2 separate regions of the Mus musculus genome follow, and region 2 is linked to region 1. Evidence: chromatin loops called from intact Hi-C (ENCODE). Cell type or tissue: left cerebral cortex. All regions are shown on one strand. Links, peaks and the distances in the headings refer to the core of each region. The heading gives the core; the rest is flanking DNA.

Region 1 (2,918 bases), core at 229-2,728:
AAGTTATTTGTAGGGGTTTCTTTTAATTAATGGCAATATAACTAATTTGCTGATCCCATATTATTTATAGGCAATGATACTTTGCATACGTTACTCTCAGATATTCAGCACAAAATATTCAGAAAATAAAATAACTTTCATTTCAAAGAAATGGAAGAAAAGCTTGTTCTCAGAGTCCTGGACAACAGCAGTCACAGACTCCTGAGTCAAAATGTTTTCCTAAGTGTCTCAGATGCTGTTGTAATGCGAAGCTGACCTATACGTAGTCTTAGCCTTTACTTTCTTCATTTGTAAATCATCTGAGTGATTTCTGTCTTGTATCTTTATGAATCCAATAGTATCAACACTTGAAAATTTATATTAAGATCACATTGCATTGCTTAGAAAGATATTCTAAAAAATAATTCTAGGAGATACAACACATTTTTGGAGTAGAATTCCATTTTAGGACTTGAAGTGCCAGTGGATTTGGCTACACTTTTAGGGATTCCAATGTAATCTTCAGAACTTAAAACTGAAGGACTATAAATTCTAACATACATTGGAATACACTTAGTATATTACATTTTTTTTCCTTCTAGAAATAGTTTCTTCATTTCCAGGAACATTGTTTCCGGACAAGAATTTATTTTAAAAAATGAATGTATTTGTTATAATGTACAAGCAGCTTTATATAATTAATTCAAGCTGTAAATATTTATGAGATCATCATCCCATAAAAAAGTAATATGTGAGTAAAATCCTACCAAAAAGATGAAACACAGGACCTACCATTCAAGGAGGGAATGCCTAAGCCAGAGTAAACTCTCTTAAGTTTTAACAAGTAACTTTCAAGTGTCATGACATTTTTACACAACTTTCTGTGCGTGCGTGTGTGTGTGTGTGTGCACGTGTGTGTGTGCACACTTCCCTGACCTTTCTCACGTACCTTACTGGAGGACCTGACCAAGATGAAGGTAGTAAGGCATCTGCCTCAAGGTGAAAACTTCAAGAGACACTTAGAAATCAAGATTAATAATATTTTAGTGCAAAAAAGAAAAAAAGAAAAAAGAAATCATGTGCTGAAAAAAATATTTTAGTGCTGGCAAAGATTAAATTTAATGGGAAAAAAAAGATGCGGGGGCAGGTGCTTAGACATTAGGGACAACACAACAAAAACCCTGTTAACAAGTGAGTCTCATCAGACTTGCCTACCAGCAGTTTGACCCATGAGCTTTCAGATAGAGCGCTTCTGTATGCATCTGTAGAGTCCTTTCTGGCCCATTGTTTTTTGATATGAAACAGAGCAGAGTCAACCCTAGATGTACTCTCTGCAGTCCATTACCAAGGTGATAACACCTGGCCTTTGCAAACAGCTGTCCTAGTATGGCAGGTTTGTGTGTGTGTGTGTGTGTGTGTGTGTGTGTGTGTGTGTGTGTGTGTGTGTGTGTGTGTGTGTGCGTGTGTGTGTGTGTGCGCGCGCGTGTGTTCAAAAATGAGTCAGGTGGTCCCCAGAGTCCAGTGCATACATCCAGGTGAGAGAGGCAGCTGCATGAATGAACTGAGGATAGCTACCAAGACAGTGAGCAGAAGCTCCTATGTCCTCTCAGACTAGCATTTGATATCTGCCACCTTCAGGGACTTAAGTTGGGAGAGCCAGGGCTCGTACCTCTGGGACAGGTAGGGAGTCACATAGTCTGGAGCTGGAGAGGCTGTCGTCGCAAGGTGGCGGTCCTTACACGCGCAGCGCGGGGATCGGGATTGTGTGCAGCTGGAGCAGAGGCTCTGGCTTCTACGTTGCCAGAGCAGGGATAGCAGCCTGTGAGTTGCAAGAGGAAAGCCGGCAAGCAGGGAGGGTTGTCAGAAGCCAGGCAGGACACTGAAGCCACCCAAGCAGCTGCTGCTCTCTTTATAGAGTTTCTGGAGCCCAAAGTGATCATGGCACGGGTCAACGGAGCATTCCTGGATGCGTTGCTGCTTCTGCTGCTGCTGTCTGTTCAGACCCTGCCCCTAGTAGCAGCAGGAGATCCACGTAAGTACAGCAAAATGCTTAAAACTTGCTCTAGGCTATCTGGAAAACTTTGCATTTAATTCCTGGTTTAATTTGAATCCGAATAGCAGAGCATAGGGCTGGTGAAAAATAAAAATGGGGTTTCAAATAAACCCTATTCAGTTGCAACCTGAAAAACTAAAATTTATTTACGATAGACTTTCATCTTCTGAGAGGGTCTAAAATACATAGTGTGTATTTGAATTTATTTATATATCTGAATAATCACTAAGGGGGTGAATGTTTCATAAAAACAGAAAGACCCATGTGTTAGGAATTAATTGGCCAACACTATCATTTATTCCCCTTGAATGGAACAATTTCCAGGAATTAAGTCCATCAGAGAAATGACTGGCAGGCATTACATCATCCTGCATCAGTTTAGCTGCTACCAGCATACAGTTTTGCAGACCTTGGTAGCTTCAGAGTTAAGATGCTAATTAACTCTTAAATACTGCAGGGATGGAGCAGCTATAGATCAGCCTAAATTTTATAGGCCAAATTTGGCACCCTGCTCAAATTGCTCAGAGGGGGGGGAAAACACGTGGGTATTCTCTTCACAGAACAGGTTGTTTCTAATAGTAAAAGTTATTGTTTAAAGACAAAACTTTGCTAGTCATTCTCTATGTGTCAACATTTACATTTAAAAATTTTGTCACGGAGTGCTGTGTTTCTGATTTGGCAAAAATCTAGCATGCTTTTATTTGTAGAATGGTCAGTATTTTAGTGGAGTAATAATAATCCAGATAGTACAGAAAAACCCAATACTTTTATTTTTATCTTTCACGAAAATGTAAAAATATGCCTCAATTAAAATTCTACTGATTTAATTCAGCTATGAGTTTAGAATTTTAAAAATATATTCCTCCTTGAATTAAAAAAATAACTT
Region 2 (2,918 bases), core at 123-2,622, 460 kb after region 1:
GTATAAAAAATGATCCTGGAAGGTAAATACATGTGAAGATGTGATCCTGGGCAGTATGTATGTATAAGGAATGATCCTGAAAGGTACACGCTATGAAGTCATGATCCTACAAGAGAAGGTACATATAGCTGTCCTTTGTTACCTTGGCCTACATCATAGTTTCCCCAAGACCTAAATAAAGATGAGCAGAAACAAGTAACCCTGGAGTTGTAAACTTCTAGGGAAGTTCTACAGACTATCATGGCGGGTGTGTATTAACGGATCAGTGGTTAGGCACTCTGGCTGTTCTTCTAGAGAACCCACCTGGCTGCTCACTGTAACTCCATTGCCAGAGGATCTCTGCTGGCACCAGACACAGGGGTGCTGCACAGACATGCGTGCGGGCAAATTGCTCATGTACATAAAAATAAAAAGGTGTTAATTTTAAATAATAATAAGATGACCACCTGGAACAAACCCCTGTGTGAAGAGAAACAGAAATGGTGGGAAGGGGACAGATGGGTAAGAAAGAGGCAGATTCGAAGGAAACCAAGATGTTTCTGAGCATCGGGTAGTCCAATTGTGATCTATCAACCATGCGGGTAGCTCTTGTGTTCTTGTCAAAGTCCCTGTCTCCTAGAGGAGACACAGTAACGATTTGCTCATATTTTCACCTTAAGATGCCAAAAGGAGCATAAATATCAGCACCAAGGTCTTTTTTCACAAGCCCTCCCCGTGCCTCCCACCCTCCCCACCCGTTTTACCCTACTGTCCCTCGCCTCAACCCCTTCCAGCAATCAGCTCCACTGCTCTGGGCTGATCAGGTTCTGACAAGGCCCCTCATCGTGGGGACTGTTCTCTAGCCTAACCTGGAGGTGATAGCCCCTTTGATGGTCTCTGAGGAAATGGCAGCCTGGTGGGGTGGAATCTGTCCTGCTCAGGCTGTGCCTGTCAGAGTCACATGATTTGGTGCACTAAGAGTGACTGCCTATCTTCTGGGCCTTTTGGGATTCAGAGGAAATTCCTGTTTTCCTTTCCTCTTTTTCCCTTCTCCCAAGGTACTCTAGAGCATGCACTGTGGATCATATTACACAAGCCAACAGTGCCACCTACTGCCCACATTTTCTGACTCCATCTTGAAGGAAGGCTTGTAGATGATCCATGAGGAGATAAAGCATTGGATCCTGCAAAGAATTTATTACACTCAAGAAGTAAACAACTCAAAGGCTTCAGGAAGTCCCTAAAACCCACCAGATTTACTAGGCATCCCCTGTCCCCAGCTTATATCAACTATAAGTACTGCTAAGGGTCATTATCAGGTAAGCTGAGCTGCCTGAAGGTTGTACAGTGCTCTCTCTAGGTTTCCAGCTTTCATCAGCTGAGTTACTTCTGCTTCTATAAGTAACCCAAATAAAGCTGTTTTGCCAGGTTGGATATTGGTGATATTTGTACCTTGGTCTGTGATATGTGTTTTTTGTTTGTTTGTTTTTTGTTTTTCGAGACAGGGTTTCTCTGTGTAGCCCTGGTTGTCCTGGAACTCACTTTGTAGACCAGGCTGGCCTCAAACTCAGAAATCCGCCGCCTCTGCCTCCTGAGTGCTGGGATTAAAGGCGTGTGCCACCACACCCAGCTAGATATGTGTTCTTATATTCCCCAAAATAGTGTCACCCAACAGTGGTGGAGGCCAGGGGTCAGAGGCGATCTGTCACCTGTATGACTGTATGAAGCCTCTCTGCTCCAGAGAAGGAAGAGAAGATCAGGCAGACACTATTTCTAAGTGACCAGAGGAAAAAATCAGAGGTCAGCTGGAAAAACCTAGAGTCAGCTAGTGTTCCCTCCCTTCCTCTCTCTCCCTCCTCCTCCTCCTCCTCCTCCTCCTCCTCCTCTTCCTCCTCCCTCTCTTTCTACCCCATGCAGACCCTTGTTAATACTGCAACCTGCTCCACTGTAAAAAGTTCCTGCCACTCATAAACACATAAAGTCATTTGTGCTTGCTTTTCTTTCTTTCTTTCTTTCTTTCTTTCTTTCTTTCCTTTCTTTCCTTTCTTTCTCTCTTTCTTTCCTTTCTTTCTTTCTTTCTTTCTTTCTTTCTTTCCTTTCTTTCTTTCTTTCTTTCTTTCTTTCTTTCTTTCCTTTCTTTCTTTCTTTCTTTCTTTCTTTCTTTCTTTCTTTCTTTCTTTCTTTCTCTTTTCGATTTTATTCTCCTCTGTATAAGTCTGATTTACCCCGGAAGCCATCAGGCTTGCTCCTGTCAAAGAAGGGCACCCACTCTTCCAGTCCCTCCATACCCTTCAAACCCAACAGAAAAATGCTGCCTCTCTCAAGTTCCATTCAGAGAAACACTCCTCTGGAGAGCTTCCTTAATCCCCAGCAGAGCCCTCTGACCATCTTCTGCTGAGGATGGGCTGAGATTCTCTCAGGAGTCTGGGATGGACCAGATCCACCTGATGAGTGATGGAGGTGGGAGTCAGGCTTCTAGAAGGAAACAATTTGAAAATGAAAGGGGTGTCATGTCCAGGACTGAAAAGACAGAAGGTAGCTTTGGAATCTTATCCTAGGCTAGTGCCTAGGTTAATAATGAAGAGAGACCAGGAACCAGGTCACAGTCAAATCCTTTACCTGGATGAAGCCTCCTGATAAACTAGGGCCGTGCACATTTTGTTACTAGTTACAGACTTCCCAGTGCTGGGTGAGGACTTGGGGGCGCAATCTCTGCAAATTCCTCAAATTTGGCTCCCTTCTGGAGACAAAATGTAGCCTGTGAAATACCGTAACTCAATACAAATGGCAGCATACAAAGAAATATCATTAAGTCCCACTTTATTAAACCCACCAAGTATTTTGGCACTGCAATAAAACACAGCCCTCCATCAGTGTCCACTGGGAACTGCTTCCAGAACCCTGCAGAATGACTCTGGATTCTCCTGCATTTGTCTATT

Evidence for each region. Peaks named below come from ENCODE experiments on the same cell type or tissue, not always from the same donor. Only the 100,000 strongest peaks of a DNase experiment are listed, where the experiment ranks them.
Region 2: a loop joins it to region 1, with 10 times the contacts of the local background. A loop is called at or near these places in 7 of 42 quality-filtered maps.

The regions. Positions count from the first base shown.
Region 1 is chr13:64,902,840-64,905,757 of GRCm38, reverse strand. It overlaps Cntnap3 (contactin associated protein-like 3), which reads left to right and starts at 1,870. Exons shown (of 24, transcript NM_001081129.1): 1 at 1,870-2,011. The coding sequence starts at 1,918. In left cerebral cortex, for the core only: a CTCF peak has its summit at 1,702 (motif pointing right); a DNase peak (open chromatin) is centred at 1,755; H3K4me3 peaks cover 813 bases.
Region 2 is chr13:64,441,638-64,444,555 of GRCm38, reverse strand. No RefSeq gene overlaps it. Among named protein-coding and RNA genes, the nearest start is that of Gm31218, 6.4 kb to the left of the region's middle. In left cerebral cortex, for the core only: a CTCF peak has its summit at 1,107 (motif pointing left); a DNase peak (open chromatin) is centred at 1,084.